Linked DNA regions of Homo sapiens: regions 1, 3 and 4 are each linked to region 2. Evidence: chromatin loops called from intact Hi-C (ENCODE). Cell type or tissue: chondrocyte. All regions are shown on one strand. Region 1 has its middle 110 kb from the start of NHLRC3. Region 2 holds the start of LHFPL6 (LHFPL tetraspan subfamily member 6). Region 3 overlaps LOC107984580 (a long non-coding RNA gene). Region 4 overlaps LHFPL6 (LHFPL tetraspan subfamily member 6).

The links. A loop is a pair of places that touch in the nucleus more often than their neighbours do. Peaks named below come from ENCODE experiments on the same cell type or tissue, not always from the same donor. Only the 100,000 strongest peaks of a DNase experiment are listed, where the experiment ranks them.
Region 1: a loop joins it to region 2, with 4 times the contacts of the local background. A loop is called at or near these places in 92 of 110 quality-filtered maps.
Region 3: it touches region 2 in a loop (2.9-fold over the local background); 2 of 110 quality-filtered maps call a loop at or near these places.
Region 4: a loop joins it to region 2, with 2.6 times the contacts of the local background. A loop is called at or near these places in 18 of 110 quality-filtered maps.

The regions. Positions count from the first base shown.
Region 1 is chr13:39,142,591-39,147,590 of GRCh38, forward strand. No RefSeq gene overlaps it. Among named protein-coding and RNA genes, the nearest start is that of NHLRC3, 110 kb to the left of the region's middle. In chondrocyte, CTCF peaks have their summits at 2,542, 2,774, 3,864 and 4,069; no DNase peak of the experiment used is centred here.
Region 2 is chr13:39,600,164-39,605,163 of GRCh38, forward strand. LHFPL6 (LHFPL tetraspan subfamily member 6) reads right to left here and starts at 3,030. Exons shown (of 4, transcript NM_005780.3): 1 at 2,720-3,030; 2 at 669-1,227. The coding sequence starts at 1,053. LOC112268119 (protein SPT2 homolog) reads left to right here and starts at 1,161. Exons shown (of 4, transcript XM_035861111.2): 1 at 1,161-1,230; 2 at 2,287-2,377; 3 at 2,481-3,479. The coding sequence starts at 1,161. RefSeq lists a silencer at 2,925-3,224. In chondrocyte, CTCF peaks have their summits at 777, 982 (motif pointing right), 2,538 (motif pointing left) and 2,741; DNase peaks (open chromatin) are centred at 2,698 and 2,868.
Region 3 is chr13:39,309,347-39,314,346 of GRCh38, forward strand. LOC107984580 (a long non-coding RNA gene) reads right to left here. Exons shown (of 2, transcript XR_001749845.1): 2 at 1-4,454. Among named protein-coding and RNA genes, the nearest start is that of NHLRC3, 270 kb to the left of the region's middle. In chondrocyte, no CTCF peak of the experiment used is centred here; a DNase peak (open chromatin) is centred at 2,565.
Region 4 is chr13:39,526,015-39,531,014 of GRCh38, forward strand. The region is part of intron 2 of LHFPL6 (LHFPL tetraspan subfamily member 6); the gene reads right to left. Among named protein-coding and RNA genes, the nearest start is that of LHFPL6, 75 kb to the right of the region's middle. In chondrocyte, no CTCF peak of the experiment used is centred here; no DNase peak of the experiment used is centred here.

The DNA.
Region 1 (5,000 bases), 460 kb before region 2:
AGCAGACGTCTTTCTGCTATTGTTGAAAATGCCTCAATGGAAACCTTGTCCATAATGACTTAGTGCACGTGCAAACCAAAATTATTCTTCTTGACAAAATAGTTTAAAATTCCCTTCTCATCATGAAAAGGGGCAGAACAGGGAGGAGGCAAGTGTCAGAGAGAACATAGACAAAGTTTCAGAAAGCTGAGCTTGAAATCTCAGTGAACTGCAGCAGCAAAATCACAGCCACATGTTTCAGGGCCATTGGAGGAAAGCAAACATTGCAGAGAAACACACTAATAAAGACTTAGGACTAGAGATCTGTGTTTTGGAAGAAGACATTCTAAAGCATATCAGACCTCACAGGACAAAGCCATGTAGATCACAGAGAACACAAACTAAACCAGCAAGAACCATTCCCTTAGCTTCCATGGAAAAGGGCAATCAGCAGATCTTCAGAAGAATTTCAGACAGGGATCAGAAACTATATTTTGTGTCTAGCTTTTATTGTCAAGTATTGATATAGTATTTATAACAGATATTTTTAGATGCTTTATAAAGTCTGGAGTTCTTCTAGAGAAGCAAGGGCAAACAAATTCAAAAGCTAGCAGAAGACAAGAAATACTAAGATCAGAGCAGAACTGAAGGAGATAGAGACACAAAAAAACCCTTCAAAATATCAGCGAATCCAGGAGCTGGTTTTTTGAAAAGATTAACAAAATAGACAGCTAGCCAGACTAATAAAGAAGAAAAGAGAGAAGAATCAAATAGACACAATAAAAAATGATAAAGGGGATATCACCACTGATACTACCATCAGGGAATACTATAAACACCTCTGTGCAAATAAACTAGAAAATCTAGAAGAAATGGATAAATTCCTGGACATATACACCCCCCCCCCAAGACTAAACTAGGAAGAAGTCAAATTCCCAAATAGACCAATAACAAGTTCTGAAATTGAGGCGGTAGTAGCCTAACAACAAAAAAAAGCCCAGGACCAGATGGATTAGCAGCCGAATTCTTCCAGAGGTGCAAAGAGGAGCTGGCACCATTTCTTCTGAAACTATTCCGAACAATAGAAAAAGGGAGACTCCTCCCTAACTCATTTTATGAGGCCAGCATCATCCTGATACCAAAATCTGGCAGAAACACAACAAAAAAAGAAAATTTCAGGCCAATATCCCTGATCATCAATGCGAAAATCCACAACTTTTAAAAAAGTGGTCTGACTTTTTGCAATAATTGCAAAGCAGAGGGTTGGGTTCATTTTGAGGTTTATAGGGACATTTTAGAGACCCAGATTGGATATATAGTTGTTTCAACTGTAAACTCAGAAATTTATTAGCCTTACTCTTTTGTTTGCACTCTTTCCTCTTTCTTCCTTAGTTAAGGTACAAGACAAATGATTGCCAAGATTAAACAAATTGTGTTTGAGAAATAGCCCAACTACAGCATTGTCTTATTTCTATGAATGCTAATTTCTCATCTAACCCATTTATGAAATTGGAATTGAGGAGAGTATCATTTTAATGATTAGCATAACTCACTTCAGATAATCCTGAGTGTTTAAATATATTTTTTAAAATCTCCCAAAATATGACATCACCGACTCATTTGGATTTTGTTGACATGGTTTTATTCTAGTTAACTATTTCTGAAAGACTAAAGAGATAGCATCAAGTAAAGATTTAGCAGTATCATAGGCATGTTCACAATTAGTTTCTGAAAATTTCAGAAAGTCTCCAAAGGAGTTCCTCCAATTTTCCTTAGCTATCCAATCTTTAGCTTTACTTTCTCTTACTAACATGTGAATTAATTAATATAAATCAGAAAAACCAGGATCATGAGCTTGAATATTCAGTTCAAATTAGCTGGCAAAACTAATAGAGTCCTTGTGAGGGTTGGGAATTCTTTAATTATTCGTTTTAGTTGTACCTTTGACCATGGTTAATAAACCAAAGCAGGTTATCCTTCACCAGACACCTGCTGTTCACAAAATGGAGCCAAAACAGCAGGTGTCGGAGAAGGAGGAGGAACAGAAGGTACAAATGGGCAAGGCAGTCCAGACCATGAAGGATAAAGAGAAGAAGGAGCTAAAGGAGGAGGAGAAATTTTAGCAGTCTTTTTAAATACAGGAATTGTTTTAGGTCATCTTTTTTTGTTTCCTTCCTGAAGAGAAAGGACTTTATCAGAACCCCTTTTGGAAGTTTCCAAATACCGTTGAAAACAATTTTCACAATTGTTCTATTTCAGAGTCAGCTTTTTCTAATTGAGCATGCAAGTTAACTAATTTAGGCATTAAAGGTAGTGCATTTTGGCCGTTGTAATTTGGGGTCATCAGGAGTTATGTGTGATCAATTTTCTAAATATTTGCATGAAAATACACTATAGGTGTTAAACACAAATCTAGCTGATGTTTCTAATGGTGGGTCCTCGTTAAGAAGGAAGAGTTCATTTTAGATGCTCAGTTGCCCATAATTTAGTGCTTTCCTTCCTGCATGACCAAAATACTTTTGAGTCAAGTGTGCTGCTTGTGGGGATGGCTCCTCAAGGTGTCACCCTTGAGTCACTTCTTCCCTCTTAAGCGTCTCGGTAATCCCAAGAAACTTTGGCACTTTCCGCGCTAGTTGATCAATCCTTTATGTGTGCCAGCTGAATTAAGTGAGGCTACCTTTATGTTCTTCTTAGGGGTTTCGTATGAGACTATTACTCATCATGAGTGATTAACTCTGACATTCCCACTAGAACTAAACCACCTAAGGTACCATCTGGCAGCGAGAAATGGTGTCTCTTATCTTTGGGACTTATTTTGTCCTCACAGGGAGCCTGTTATACTTTTGGTTATTCATAAATAAAGTCTGGATTTGTCAATTGAACCAAGCTTCAGAACCTGGCCAGTTTTAAAGACTATAAACTTTTCCCGCAGGTCACAAAGATTCACTTCCTTTCACCACATCTTTTCAAAGGGAAGCTGTCTCTGTACCAAAATTTTGAACGACAGAAGGGTTGTAAAAACTCTAAGGAATAATTCAAGACAAATCTTAACTTCACAGAAAGTGAAAGCTAGAAATCTGCTATTAGAATCTCTACAGAATAACAAATGAATCTTCTACCTTGGAACAGAACTTCAATTCCAACCCCACTGAGTTAGGAAGGTACAGCTTGAATAAATTCTGAATCCTCAACCAAGGTGAGGCACCTTACCAGGGATTCCTGTTAACTCTGGTGAGGGTGGAAGATACATCAGTTGTGCTGGTATCAAAGATCTGGCTGCTGGTGAAATGACTGGGAAGGTCTCCTTCATAATCGCTAATTTGTCAACCTTAAATTAGGATTCAGGCAATATGATTAAATATTGAGTTTATTCAAGCACAAAGTCAGAAAAAAACCACTGGTAAGGACAGAGACTCCAAAAAGATAGGGTCAGTGCACCGAAGAGGAGACGCTTGAGGGCTGTTAATATAGGCAAAAGCTGGGGAAACTGAATAGGGTCTCAACATTTTCCATGTAAGGTTAGTGCATAGTTACAGCAATTTGATGGTCATAGGCAGTGTTTCATTTTGGGAAGGGAATATTAACATTCCACATTAAGGATGTAATGGTCAAGGGGTCTTTTACCTTAGCCAAGAAGTCTGCTGTCTCAGGTACCATCTGGTCTGAACTGGGACAAAAAGTAATAATAAGGAAGGGCAAAAGGTCGGTCATGCTTCGTGACTTGGTCTCCAAAGTCAACCTTGCTCAGTGCCTAACAACTTTTAGAAGCCCCAGACAGACAGATTATCCATTTTCTTTCATAATAAAGAGAAATTTGTTTTTCATAGAAATGCATTGTATGATTTATTTCAGTACAGTAGACAACAGTCTCCATTTGTTAATCTCACATTTCCCACAAGGAGGCAAAATTTATTGCCAGTCTGGTGAATGTTAAGGGGTTTTCGGTCTATAAAGGAAAATTTAACTAAGGGTTTCCCAGAAGACATGAGTATCAAAAATGAGAAAAGTTTTATGTAAAGTCTTTCTACAGGATATTTCAAAACACCACCAAAGTAGTCATCATGGGAAAAAAAATAAGAATTTATTGGACTGCATTAAACCAGTTTCATGATGTAATATTCTTTTTATTTTGAATTATACCCTGTGGGTATTGGGATGGGTTAGAGGGGTGTCCCACAATCTAGCCCAGAGCTTGGTAAAGGTCTTAATATGATCATATGTTGTTGAGTCATTATCAAATAGATCATTCCAAATCTACTTAACATTCTTAAAATAATAGTTTCCTTACAGAAGAAAGATATGGTTAGAATGCACATGGACTATGGGAAGAGCAAAGTGGGGCATTCAGACTGGCTGGGTGGGGTCAGGGCCTGTGCATAAGAGAGAAACAGACTCAAGGCAGTTGGGCACATTAGAACAGAGATTCTTCAGACCAAATGGTGAGAATCTTGTTCTCAATTAGCATATGTTTTAATGAAGACCTCTACTATGACCTTAATAAGAAATTTTGACTATTATTAAGAACAGGTTGAAGTAAAATTGACTTAGAAATGAATTTTCCAAAGAAACAGATAAAAATAAAACCATGAAAGATAAAAAGAATAAAATCATAGAATAATAAAATCATAAAAAGATCACCACAGGACCACAATTATTTCCAAACTATGGACTATAAATGCAAAGCCCTATCACCAGGATCTGCTTATGTAGCCTCCTTCCCTGAAGTTTCTTCCACCAGCACATAGCTATTGAATGCTTTAAAACTGAAAATGAGTCTCTCAGTTAATATCACTGTGAGGGTTTAAAATATAAGAATGCTAATATTTTATAGTGCTTATTATGTATGGACACCCTTCTAAATGCTTTATATTAATTTATTTAATGTTGACTGTTCAAGGTAGCTATCAACTATTATTATCCATTATACAAATGTGGACATTAAGGCACAGACAGAAAAAGCAATGTGCTGAAAGGCACACAGTTGGGAAGAGGCAGAATCACTAACTGGACCCAAGCAGTCT
Region 2 (5,000 bases):
CTGGGACAAGCACACATCATTTGCTAAATATCCCTTTTCTTTTTTTCCACAGCAAGAGCACCCAGGAAAGTTAAGACCTAACAAGGTAATTAAGTGGATAGCTATCTCTGTAGAATAGTTAAGTTCATAGTTGTTATATAAAACTGATCTCTCATTTAAAATAGTTAACATTTATTTAGAAATAGAGTTTAAGATTGGGCAAGAGTAAATTTTGCATCCACCAAAGTGTATTAGAGGTTCATGATAACAATGTTGAATCAAAAACCTTTTCCACTTTTCTGTGAAATCTTTACCTTTAAAGACCCGAGGATTCCATGAAGACAAAGATAATCTAATTGTCTATTGTTTAACATAACGAACAAGAAGCTATAAAATCCAAACTGTCGCCCCTACTACACCTCAAACAACCTAGATGTTACTGTTTCACATAGGTGGCACTTAGCAGGCCAGTGATGTATATGTACAGAAATTAAGAACTCTTGAAGTTGTAAAGCAGCAATTCTGACAATAATCTTGACTTTGGCAACCTATCATCAAAGCCATTCCAAATCTATTTCTCTTATGCATTCCAGGTGTCATTTATAATAATCTCAGTAGACAACTGAAACATAACTTTTAATACTGCTTTGGGATTCCAGTAAACAACTCAAGCTCAGCAAGTCACTTACCCCCAAGAAACTGAATTCCTCCAGCCACTCTTCCCACTGTCCTGGAGATGAGGTCGGAAACACAGCAACCCATGAGGGCAGTGAGCGCCACCAGGAGGAGGAGGCCACAACCCAGGCCGGTCACTATGGTGCAGATCCTCCATTCTGCGCTGGGGATGCCCTGGAAGGAGGCATAGCGCCCACATTCCTCCACCATCACCATCATCTGCCGACTCTCATCATGCACAGGATATGAGCACCTCCGGAAGGTACCGAAGGACACAGGCTTGCCCAGCTGTGATCCCCAGAGCCAGTAAGGCATAAAGAACCCCACGCAGGAGGTGGCAGCACAAAGAAAAGACAGCAAAGCCCAGATTACTCCAGTACAAGTCAGGCTGGATGCCATCTTTCACCAGATAGGGCAATGAGGACCCCAAGTAAGTGTTCAGGGACTGCAGGAGTGAATGAAGGTGTGAAATCACCAGGGACCCACAGATAATCCACAGTTCCGTAATGCAGAATGGATCTTCAGTCTTACTGGGCATCAACTTTCCATCCTCTGCACTAAAGATGATGGTCCCTGGTAAAACAACAGGAAACATTAAAAATTAAAGGCATTAAAAGAAGTGATAACACTGTTTCAGCTAGTCTACAATTTTCAATTAATAAACATTGAGACTTGCCTCAACACTTTAAAAGTGGGAAGAACTAATTCTCTCTATGAGCTTCATAACTCGATTTTTGTCAAACCAGCTCAAAGCTTTTTCATGTCTTTATCTTCCGTAAATATTTCCAAATTAACTCTGACAGCTATTTACTTAAAGAAACGCCCGATTTTTATTTGACAGGCCAATGAATTCATTCTATATATTATATACTCACATTAAAAGTAATGTAGCACTTTCACTGGGCAATAAACAATTAAAATAAAATGAACCATGCCATGATTTCCATTTTTTGGCTTGCAAGTTCATGCTCATAGTTTGTTGCAACTTTTCTATGTCCCTTTAAGGGTGCATTAACTCTCTGCATGAGCCAAACAAACTAATTAGGATAATTTTTCACAATTGCAGAGTACCATAAATTTAACAAGCATTATGGTCTGCGGAGGCACCCACAGTACAGAACTATTACCAGACACTCTTTGTACTCATTCAGCAGCATTTCAGAATTTCTTTAGTCTTAACATCTTCTAGTGTAAAAGAATGCCTGTGTATGACTTATTTTGAGTCTGCAGTTTTGATTCATTGATTCCAACAGTTCTATTGCAATCATTTCTCCCACTGAATGATTGTCTAATTTGAACAGCAATCCATACTTCCCAGTATGCTACATCAAACCCCAGTCATCCAAATGGTTCCAGGGGCATCTACTTCCACCCCAGCCTTTCAAAAAGAGTTCCTTAACCATTTCTCACACTTTCCATAAAGAAATGAATACAGAAGCACAGAGCCCATCCACCCTAGAATTCCACCCCCAGGACCCCTAACTCCAGCTTTCAGGGTCCATAGCAAATTTCCCCCTTTCTTCACCTCGCCCCTACCCGTTTTTTTCTCTAACCACCGCCCATTTTCAGTTCTGGATGTCACTCAAACGGGAGGTCGGCTACTACTTTTTTTTCTAATCTTGTCAACTGCAGTCAGGGCTGAAGTTGATCTATCTGGGCCACGAGGCTGGGGAAGACCAGCAGGGGGTGGCCTGCGGGCAGGGGGCCCCCATCTCCAACTGCGGTGAGGCGCCCTCGCCAAGACAAGCCCATATTTAGCCCCCTGCCATTGCCTCACCGAGCCACTCCACCCATGGAGACACACAATGATCCCTCCATTCTAAAAGGGGGCAAGAGGCATTTTCCAGCCGGCTCTGGACGAAGGGAGGGGATAAGGATGGGAAGGCAGCACCCCCCGGAGGCAGACGCCAAGAGCGGACGCGGCTGGCAGGCAGAGCCGACGGATCCGCCGAGCTCAGGAAGTCCGGAGCCCGGGAGCAGCCCAACTCCGGCTCCGGGGCAGAGAGGGAGCCCGGGAGAAAGCAGCGGAGCCCACGCCCACGGGGCAGCCGAGTGATTTACTTACATGGCTGGCGGGCGGCGGCCACCTTCCCTCCCGCGTCCCGGGCGCACACACAACTTGCTGTCTTTCTCGGGCGGGAACATCCACGGGAAACCGGACCGTCCTGCCCTTCTTTGCCTCTGTCCCTAACAGCCGCAGAACCCCGGGGCCCGACCTGGAAGAGCAGGGGTTGGCAGGAGGCGGAGGGTCTCCAGAAGCGGGCTGGCACCAGCGGAGACCCCCACTCCCGGCGAGTCCGCGGCGGCAGCTCTGGCGGAGCGCTGTGGGCGCGCGCGGGCGCCGGGGATCGCACGCAGAGGAGCGGATCTCCCTTTGGCAGGCGAGGCACGCACCGCCTCCTCCCCTCCGCTGCCCGGCCCTCCTCTTTCTCCAGTCCCCTCCCCTCGCGCCCCGGGGAACTCCGCGCAGACAGACCCAGGACGCACCGGGGACGTTCCTGGAGCGCCGGGAAGGGAGTGGGGGGGTGCCCCGCTGTCCGCGCGGGTCCAGGCCCACCCCCGGGGGCAGCTTTCGCGGCTCCTCCCCTAGCCCCGAGCCCCCTCGCGCCCCCTCTCCCTGCGTCTCATTCAAAGCTGAGTGGGGAAGGCAGACAGACCGAGAAGTATGGGAGAAAGTTGCTTGTCTTCCTGGGTGACCCCGAGGAGCCACGGAAGATGACACACTTTGCCTGTTGGGGCTTTTCTGGGTTTACTGTTCGGGTTTATGCTCCTGTTTTCCTGCCGCCGTTAAAAGAAGCCGTAGACGGGAAAGAGGGCCTTAAAGAGTGGGTAAAGTGGCCCCTTTGAGATTTGAGGAGGCTTTTGAGAAGTGGTCACTTTGGAAGGCGGTGAATGAGGCGGTTGTGGACGTGGGAATTAAAGCACAGCAGACAGCCCAAGGCTCATGTATGGCATGGGGGCAGCTGCCTTTCCAGACGAGCCAGGGAGAAGGCAGGGGCGGACCTCTAGCGAGCCTCTCCCAAGAGATACACTCTTTCAAAGGTCTCTCTCTCTCTCTCTTGCTGTTTCTCTGTCTCTCTCTCCCTCCCTCCCTCCCTTTCCCTTCACTTCCTCCCTCCCTTCTCCTCCATCCTGCCTCCTGATCAATTTTGCAATTTATTCCATCGTTTGATTTCTTTTCTGAGAAACAACTGATTTTTAGTTCCCCTCTGGACTTGAGGACTTTTTCCACTTGTCATTAGCACTAACCCCTTTAGAAGTTTAGAGCTAGATTCAGTAGATGACTGTGGGAGTCTCTGCTGAACACAGTATTTTAAGAAGTATGCCATCTGGGAACAGCAGTTTTTGAAGTAGACAGTTTCCCAGATATAGTTTTTGTGAGGTGTCTTTTTAGAGGAGTTGAAAGTAATAAATTGGTAGGTATATATTTCATAGCAGATTTTCAGACTGCACCATTTTAATTAGCCGTGATGGTGTACATTTTTCCCACAACGACAGCTGGAGATATGTGTTCTTTTATTATTATTTTGAAAGACCTTAAGTGATTGATTCCAAGCCTTTTGAGGTCACAGGTCTTTTAAAAAATACGATGAAACTGATAAGCCTTCCAGAAAAAAAAATGCGCGGACATATAAAGCTTTACCACAGCGATTCTGAAGAAGGAAAGGGATATTTGGCAAGGTCTGAAGATAATTTTGATTATCATAACCCATGAATGGGGAGTATTACTGGCATCTAGTTGGTAAAGACCCGAGATTCTGCTAAATACAGTGCACAGGACAGTCCCCAAAATTACCTGGGCCAAAATGTCAATCATTTGAATGAAATATCAGGTGGTTTCCCATTCCCTTAAAGCCCATCCATGAATCCCATATTCAGAATCCCCAATTTAAGTGTTTTTGTTTTTGGTGTTGTTGTTGAGTTTAAGTTGTTTTAACTCTTCTCTTACAAATCACCGGTTACTGGTTTCAGTGACAGCATAAGAATGATTGGTCTGACTTCCAGTTAGGTACCACACCCTTAGTTATTACACAGAGCCTTCATACCTATATAATATGATGGTGGAAGATATGATCATAAAAGACAAAAGAATAATAGTGAGAATCGGAGTCACCTCCGTACAACCTGCAGGGGAAATTGCTCTCAAACACTTTCTTAAGTGTGAGAAAGCTTAAGCGCAAGTGCTGGCTGGAGACATATTAATGATAATCATGGTTACTACAGATTGACTCCTTGCTGTGTGTTAGTACATTAAGGTCCCTTAATAGATTACTTATCCAGTCCTCAAAAAAGAAAAGAAAAATTATGAAGAAGGAATAATTATTATTTTACCGCAAGGATAAGAA
Region 3 (5,000 bases), 290 kb before region 2:
TTCTTAGGGATGATTTTGCAAGCTAAACATTGTGTGAACTGAATCACATACATTGAGCACTATGTTAGATTTTCTGGTACACTTATGATTTTATGAAATTCTATTTTCTCTAACCAAGGCACTTCCATTACTGACTAGCTAAATGAAATTAATGTACACCTCATAAAGAGTAAGTCACCTCACGGAAAGAATAACAATCCTCTAGCCAGGGAATGTGTCCCAATTTGAGATTTGGAAACTATGATCACCATGTTTATAGATTCCATGATAATGCTCTCCTTACAGCTAAACGATGTGTCCAAAATAGCTTCCATCTTTTAAATGTAAGGAAATGCACATGGAAGTTCCCAGCATCTTTGTTTAAGTGTAAAGCTTATTTCTCAGTGCTTCCTCTCCCTTGAGTCAAACCCACTACCTCAGTAAGGATGAAAGTCAATTGAATTAAGGAAAGCAAACAACCTTCAAATGTCACAAAGTTAGTTGATGCTTCTGGGGCCACTGGTTCATCTGTGGAACTAAATGAAGAAAGGAAAAGAAAAGAAAAAGGATAAATAATATAAGTACTGTGGAAGAACGAGAATGTTTTCCTAAATGCTTTACTGCCATTTCCCCCATATTTCAGCCCCTTGTCTCTTAGAGGAGATCCTGAGAATTGAAGGAGTGCTGTCAGGGGCAGACTTACTATGAGGCCTGGAGATTTCAACTCCGGGTGGTCCCTGCTGGGACTGTGAAGTTATGTGGTACCTAAACCACACAGATGCCAAGGAATATTCCAATGCCAGAAATTGCTCCCCTACATCTGATTTTCCATGAGAAACTTGGCAGAATATTTTCCTGTTTTCCCCCTTAGATGGACGATTTGGGTAATATTGGAATTCAACACTTATGAATCAACTTGTCCACCCCCATGGAACATTTTAAGTTATCATGTCTTAAATATCATTTCTAAACTTAGATATTTAAAATATTTATCTGGAAAGAAGATAGGAAAAAAGACAAAGGCGTAAAAAGTGACCTATATGAGTAATTTCTACAGTACATTCTATTTTGAGAAAACATATTTTACAGTCTCATTTCAAATAATATAGCACTCGAGTGTAATAAACGCTCTGAGATATCCTGCAGTTAAAACAAACATTCTTAGATTAATTTTTAGTTTAACATTTCTCAAACTTTTAAACTGCAGAGCACTGTTTATATCATGCCTCTTGGTTCAGACTGTTACCACAAAGTAACATAATGTGGGTGGCTCAGAAACAGAAATTGATTTCTCCTGATTCTGGAGGCTGGAAGTCCAAGATCAGGGTGCCAGCATAGTTGGGTTCTGGTGAGGGTTTTCTTACAGGTTGCACACCATTGACTCACATGATGAAAAGAGAATGAGAGAACTCTCTGGGCTCCCTTTTATAGGGGCATTAATTCCCTTCATGAGGGCTCCACCCTCATAAACCAATCATTTCCCGAAGACCCCATCTCCAAATACCATTACATTACAGATTCAATTTCAACATACAAATTTGAGGGGGGTGGACACAAACATTCAATCCATAGAAATCCCCGTTAATATCATAAGAAACTCATGTTTATGGCCCACTAGTTGGAATGTCAGTCAGATTTATCTTTTTTTTTTTTTTAGAAAAAAAAACAGAACACAAAAGCGCTGAAAGAGGTCCCTTCTCTTGTTCTGTGCATAACCTTGTACACAAGAATTCTTGACCAGACTCACCCGGTTCTGAAGCCTTTGGCTGTGTCAGTCAGTTAGGCCGTGCACATGGAATCTGGGGATTATTGGGGACAGCAGAGCAAAATATTTCTGCTCAGGAGAGAGGGAAGCAAAGCTTCTATTTCTAGCACTCAATACTTTGTACTCATGGGATGGTATTGCTGTTCGGATTCCAAATTCTAAATGACAACTTGTACTTGAAGGCACTGATTTCCTTTGCTGGGGAAGATTTACTATCTACCACATATGCTTCATCTTTATTGTGTATTTGGCTATTGAATTATTCCTCATAACTGTTTTTCTTACCAAACTATTTCTTAAAGAGCTAAAGTTGTTAACACTTCAGCCCAAATCCTTTGCAGCAATATGCAGAACATACAGGTGCTGCAACTCTCAGCAATAAAAGGAGAGTTGCTAATGTAGACATAATCATACATTGTAAAGGAGCTGATGGGTTATAAACTCAATTCTGCAGGAAGTGGGACAGTGCTGGCCTTAAGGATTTCCTCACTGGGATTTCTAGAGTTGATGTTACTAACAGCAAACACATCCCTTTCTGTCCAACTGTACCTAAGATTCTTCTCAGATCCCTGGTATTTGAGTTCCTCCCAGTATTACTTCTATGTCCACCCAGCAAATGCCAAGGAAAAGAAACCACAGAAAAGGGGAGGAGGAGAACAGTCTGTGCTGCAGCTGGTGAGGGAGCCGAGGAAAGGGGGCACAGTCACTGTAATATCAAGCACTGAGCTCTGCAGGAATTTGCATTCCTTGGGGTTGATCCAAAAAGGACGCCCTTTGGCTTCCTGGTAGCTGTCAGGGCCTCTGTGAGACGAGCAGGTTCCTACACTCACAGGTTTGGCATCATGGTGACTGAACAGGACACAAGGGCCTCGGGCTGGCTAGAGTGACAGAGCATGGAGAAGCCTCCCTCTCCAAAGCTTGGTTCTTTCTACCAGCAAACATGATTAGCACCAGACATTCAAGGTCCGTCCTATGGACTCGGCTCTGGCCACCCACTTGCCGTGACTCTCCATGAAAAAGAATTCCAAGGTACTAAGTCCAGGCCACTCTCCTCTTCTATACCACACTCCAGGGACCCGAGATCATGGGTTCCCAATGCAAGGGCTCAAGCCATGGCCAGGTCCACAAGAGGCTCTGCCCTGGGTGTGTCCTCTGGAGGGCCCATCTTTAGAACTAAGGTGTAGCCAAGGAGCAGCTGTCTGCAGAACAGGAAGGGGGTGGGCTTGGACACAACTTCAATGTGCAGACTAGGATATCACACACTCGTATGAATGAGGCTCCTTAAAATGAGCGACTCCGTGGAAGGAGGAAAGATAGCAGGAGTGGGTGCACATTTGTAGTCTTGCCCCCAAGCCCAGCAAATGACTGAGGTTGGCTTACTGACATCTGTCCTATTAAGCAGCATCAGGAGACATCTTCATACACTTAAAAAAAAATAGGCCTCTTGCTTTTCTGGGTACTGTAAATAAAAGCTACTAGCCATTAATGTGTACTAGACTTTGTGCTGAGAAGTTTACACTTATTACCTCATTTAATCAACTATAATATGTGAGGAATAGCATTATTCCCATTTTACAGACAAAAAAATGAAAGAGGAGAGAGATTAAGTAATTTGTTTAAGTCAACACAGGTGGTAGGTGGTGGCCTGCAGTTGATATCTCTAATCCTGTGCAAGTGATGGGAAGTGGAGAATGCTGAATAAATGAAGGTGGGGCTTTGGTTCTCTGAGATGGAGAAATATCTGCAGACGCCCAGGAAGGAAGCAAGAAAGAAGCAGAAACCCTCATAGAAAACAAAGTAGCTTATAAGGAAGAGGGGCAAGTCAGAGGCCAAAGACAATGTGTTGCCAAGAGCTCCAGGCCACGTGAGGGCTGCATAAAAATCCCAACCTTTGCTGTGCAGCACCTGAACCCCACCCAAATCTTAAAGCAAATCACTCAGTTAATTACACAGCATACCTTATCATGAGCTAGACCAAAAACAAATTCAAAAGGAGGTTTACATTTCAGAAATAAGCGAACTGCTGGCTTTAAATGTTTTTAGTTCAAAGGAGTAGGGGTGTGTGTGTGTGTGTATGTTTGTGCATTAACTAAATATATTTGGAAAATCTATGAGAAGCCCTTGGAATGGGCTTCATTACACAGTTTCAAGAGCTGAAGTCTGTTTTTGCTTGTTGTCTTGTAGCCCTGGGGGATCTGTAGGGCTGAATTTCTGAATAAGAACTTGCAGCTATCAGAACCGCTAGGATCAAGGCAGCTGAGCACAAAAGTTCTGGATGTGAATTTTTTTAATTAAAAAATGTTTTTCACTAAGGTCCCTTCAAAGTCAGCTTGCTGAGTTTTAGGAGAAATTAAAAGTAATAAAGAATAGCGACCAAATTAATTTAAATATCTCTTCTACCTCCTTTCATAATTGTGGGATAGGTTTATAAAATATGTGAATAAAGAACACCTCATCACTTTTCAAAGACATGCCAAGTTTTAGGACAATAAATGAGTATAAATAAAATAGGTTGTATCAGTGTCGTATACGATAAAAACAGGAAAAAGTACACAGTACTCTCTCATTACTTTGCCCTTTCGCTCTTGATGTTGTATCCTGTCTGTTCTCCGTTAATGAGATCTCTAGGCAAAAACTTCACTCTTCCTTGTCGGACTAGGCAGACTGACATTTCTCCTCCTGGTAGCTGCAAAAACCGAAGTAAAAATCCCTGCCACAAGAGAAACACAACTTTTTCAGAATAAGAAATGATTACAGCAAGAATGAAGGAGTCTAATCAAAGCGTTCCAGCAGGCCTGTCAGTACCTGCCCACCGGCAATGAAGATTCCAGCTCCGTGTGTCTCTGGGGTTCTGTTCCATTCACTCAGGCACTTTACATAGGTTAGTACTGCAGAGGACTCACACAGTCCACTTAGGTTACTACCCCATTTCACAGACAGGAGATGATTTATTGATTAATGTATTTTTACATCATTTAAACGTTTTCTCAATGTTCTTAAACTTGAACTTTTATTGCTACAATTATAATTTTTTTAATGTGTCAGTGATTCAGAAGTCCTTTATTGGCCAGGCATAGTGGCTCACACCTGTAATCCCAGCACTTTGGGAGGCCGAGGCGGGTGGATGACCTGAGGCCAGGAGTTCAAGACCAGCCTGGCCAACATGGCGAAACCCTGTCTATACAAAAAATTCAAAAATTAGCCAGGTGTGATGGTGCATGCCTGTAGTCCCAGCTACTTGGGAGGCTGAGGCAGG
Region 4 (5,000 bases), 74 kb before region 2:
GTTAAAATGAAGGCTCTCACCTTCCTCCTACTAACATTGTTTCATAATATTATTGTGTGATGGTTAGGAATAAATACATGCATTATCATATCCCCAAATAGATAGAAACCCAAAAATAATCTTGTTCAATAGACAGTAACCCTATATTGACTGATGTAAGCCCCAGGAACTTATTCACTGTTATATCCCAAGCCCCTGGTACAGGGATTAGCATACAGGGTACTCAATAAATTCTAGTTGATCTGAAACGAACTGAACTACCTTGTAAATAGTAGGCATTGATAGTAGACAGGAATGTAGATACAGATATACATGATACAGATATACATGGCAGGGGTTGGAGGGAGAAACTCGTTTTTGTACCAGAAAGAAGAAAACAAAAATCAAGCTACACTAAAAATGACACAAATACCAATGTTTTAGAAATAGATGGAGTTAACGCATAATCATGATTTTAAAATATTGCAATTGCAACCAATAACAAAAGTAAATCTACACCTAACAAAATGAAGATGCAGATAATTCACTGGACTTGCAATCTAGGTTCTTTCCACCGGTCTAGTGCTCTGATGTGTTACTCTGCATTCGGCCAGCCATTTCAAGTTAGTGTTCAGCATCAGATGGGCTGATTCCACACGACAAGGTTACAGACTAGAACAGCATCTCCTGAAGTCAAAGATTCATTCATCCTGCCGCAGCTCACTCAGCCTTCAGACACATCGAGCTACCTCCAGAGTAGGAATTATAGCTACTGACATCACGTGCAACCTCATTTTACATCTGTAATTTCGAAGGCTTTAAGTGACGCTTCACTTAGGCAGAAACTGAAATGTTGAAATGCACATCAATCTTGAATTCTGAATACCCTCAAGAATCAAACAGTAGACTCTGAGAAAACTTTGACTTGACTTACTTTTGTTCAGAAAAATCAACCTTCGAATTACATATTTATTCCAGTTTCAAAATGACATAATTAACAAGGTCAAAAATCTGTTAAATGGTACTACAGGTTTTGCACATCCTCTACTTTTAGAGAGCAGCCTTTATGACTCCGTCTCTGTAAGTGCTGGTACTTACCTTGCTCAGTGACTTCTGATACACTAAAAAAGTAAAAATCACTAGAAATTTGCATTCTAGGTTAAAGGGCGTTTATGTTTTCCTTTGTCCAGTCATAAAGATTTCTTACTGAATGATGACTGTAAGATGCTTGCATTCTCCTTCATGTCTTTTTTTCCTTAGCTGGTCCCCAACCCACCACACTTTCACATACATCCCTGAGAAAGAGGCCTTTGGCCCTCATGTGTCACCTAAGGTGATGTGCTTCAACTAACATCAAGAAAATATCATGTGATAAGCAAGGTGACCTCTGTGGACCACTAGCACAGTCCTCAGGAGAACAGACAGCTGCAGTTGGAGCTGACTTCAGGTTGATAGATTTCTGTCTCCTGTCCATCTTTGAACAACCGACAACATGGTTCCATCTGTTGTCCAGAAAAAAAAAAAAAAAGCGTTTTCTACAATCTAATGAAACCATGTCAGGTTTCAAGTCTTGCACTGAACCCAAGAACTTCCTGATATGGGAATCAAACTGAGTGTTCCTTCTGGTTATATACTCATCATTTTTTTGTTTCCTCGTTACTTAGCTTTTATAGTACCTGGGCTCCTTCTGGTTATATACTCATCATTTTTTTGTTTCCTTGTTACTTAGCTTTTACAGTTGTTTTTAACCTTCTCAAATAGACTACAAAATTGGCTGGACAAGGAAAAACTCTCATACTTCTGTTATTTTTTAATCACAGAAACTTTTCTGCATATGCCAGGGATTTAACCAAGTTGTCAGAAGTATACATTTGAGAACTTCTAGCAACTTCTATTTCTAACTTAATCTTAAATCTTTAATTTCTAAGTTAACTATGTTTCTATAAGATTCATGATCATAAAACTTTAAGCTAGAAATATGCTATTTTATCTGACCTGACTCCTAGTTTTTAGATTTGGTAGCTCATGAACTAGTACTAAATCAATATAGAATCTCATCTCCTTCCGCTTCATATGACCCTCACAAGAAGGGCTTTTGCTGGTTTTTGCTAAGAAAAGAGATCTACTGATTCACACTATGATTCATGCCAGCTCAAACAGATGGAATCTCTGGCACATTCCTCACTCTGGATCTCAGCGCCCAGGCCAGCTCCATACACACTAATATGTTCTAGTCCTCTACCGTCTCCCCAAACCAGGCTGCATCTGCCTCTGAATGGGGATGCTTACTGTCCACTCCTCAACTCTATCCTTCCTCTCCCCTCTGACTGAAAAAAAACTAGATATCTGTATTTGCACAAGCCAACTTAGAAAGAGAAATTAAAGCTCATCTAATAAGGTCCCATGGTCACCTCCTAGAGAATTTAAAAGCAGCCTGGAGACCCCAAAGAGGAACAGCAATGACAAGCTCAGCAGCATCCCAAAGAGCTCCAGTGCCAAGCTGTAGGGCATCCCTCTCTCCCAGAGGCCAGCTGCTAAAATAGGCCAGTGTCCCTGTGAATGCTTGCTCACCATAGTGCCACTTTTACAAATAAACTTCCACGTTTCCCATCTCGCTCTATGATACTAAAAATGATTTCCATTTTAGGGAAAGTGGCAGGCAAGATAAAACATAGTGGAAAATAGAATTTATGAGTTGCTTCCCGCACATCTGGGCTACAATTCTTACACTTGTCACCCCTGTTGACAAGCTTAAAATAAAACCATGATTTTTATTTTTAGGTCCCAAGATATTCTTCCAGGAATTCCCTGTAAATTCATTTTTCCCCTCTGGCAGGAAAAATTAACACAACCCAGAATGAATAATACATTTATTTATTTTGTTGCTTAGACACTTTCGAAGGAAAAAAATGTATATGGCTTGATTTTCGAAGAATTACTCTATCTTGTCAAAAGACAGAAAGATGGTTAAGGCAGTGCAAGTCAGCTTCTGTTTAAGACAGCTGGAGGGCAAGTTTACTCTTTCCCAGGACCCACTGTGCAGAGATACCACTGCCAAAAAATAATGTACAAAATTCATGCCAATTCCCTTATTTCTTTTTTTTTTCCTTCTTCTTGAGGCAGAGTCCCACTCTGTTGCCCAGGCTGGAGTGCAGTGGCATGATCTTGGCTCACTGTAACCTCCACCTCCCAGGTTCAAGTGATTCTCCTGCTTCAGTCTTCTGAGTAGCTGGGATTACAGGCACCCGCCACCATGCCTGGCTAATTTTTGTATTTTTAATAGAGACAGGGTTTCTCCATGGTGGCCAGGCTGGTCTCGAACTCCTGATCTCAGGTGATCCACCCACCTTGGCCTCCCAAAGTGCTGGGATTACAGGCATGAGCCATCACACCTGGCCCAATTCCCTTATTTCTATCTAAATATATTTAATGACAGAGATCTTGAGTGCATTTATTTAATAGATATTCATGAGTTCCTACTATGTTCAAAGTCCTAGGCAGGGGATATAAAGAAGGCTACTAATGGATGAACACCTTAGTAGGTTCATACTTAGTGTGTAAGACACTGTACTGCAAATATACAAATATGTTCTCATTTAAAGTCTACAGACACAGTAAGAGCAAAGAATAAACTTTGTTGGGCTGATTTTGTTGGATATTCTTACCTCCAACACACAAATGGGGAATCTGGGATTTAGAAAAATTAATTAACTTGCCCACTAGTAGGAGGAGATGCTTCAAAGTCTATTCTACTTGCACTTTTGCTGTTTCCAATTTACTGAGCTGTTTGTTGGGAAGCAAATAAAAAGGTTTTGGACTTGCATTTATAATCCAAAAGGAGGAAACACACGGATAAAGTAATCAACAACAACACAATGCGAAAGAAAAAAGTGATAATGTAAAAGAAGTTTTGCACGAAGTGTCAAGAAGAAAAAGGTTTTATGAAAGAGAAAATTTTATTCTGAAGTTCATCCAATGATTAATTTATCCAATCCAAAACTACAAATGGGCACTGTGTGCTTAGTTCAATGCATTGTGCATAGTAGGTACTCAGTAAATAACTGCTGAATATTGGATGAATGTGTAGGGTTCTTTGAGTGAACATAAAGTGGGAAAAGGAATACTAAAGAAGAGAGTAACTAGCTGGGTGCAGTGGTGCACACCTGTAATTCCAGCTACTCAGGAGGCTTAAAAAAGAGGATCCCTTGAGCCCAGGGACAAGCCAGCCTGGGCGACAAAGTGAGACCTTGTTTCAAAAAAAAAAAAAAGTATTAAAAAAAAAAAGAAAAGAGTAGCATATGTAAAGACATGGGGACATCCAAGATGCCCAGATCCCATTCCATGAACTGAAACAGAGTGCGGAGGGGAGTAGGAAGAGAGGTGCCTGGAGGTATGAGCGGGGGCAAACTGGAGCACCATATCTGCCTCTACTTAAGGGCTTGAACTTAATTCCACTGGGTATGAGGAGACGTTCTGTTACCGGAGAGTTTCCAGTGCAGGTAAACAAGATCAGTGTCATCACACTGCACAAATTCAAAGGGCACCAGCCTCTTTATATTCTAAATGAATAGTGTCACCCTGGAACTGCACAACTCGTAAGTCCTAAAAACTTGGATTGGATAAAATAACCATTGGATGAACCTCAGAATAAAACTACGTGTTTCATAAAACCTTTTCCTTCTTGACACTTTGTACAAAATGTCTTTTACATTATCACTTTTTTTCTTTTGCATTGTGCTGTGGTTGCTTATTTCACCTGTGATAAGGCAAATGAATGATATTGCATATCCGTGACTGAACCTGGGGAAGCAGCATATGGAAAAGGACCTAAAATTAGCCATGAGATTCCAAACTCCCAACTACATAACATCATGGACAAAAAAAAATTCCCCAGAGGATGTTCATTGTCAAAGCTACAATGCTGGTTACAGAATCAAGCAGAAACTCCACCGAGATCACTACCTCCAGCTTGCTACAGATAGGGGAGATATTTGGTTAAGAATTGTAACAAAGGTGACATT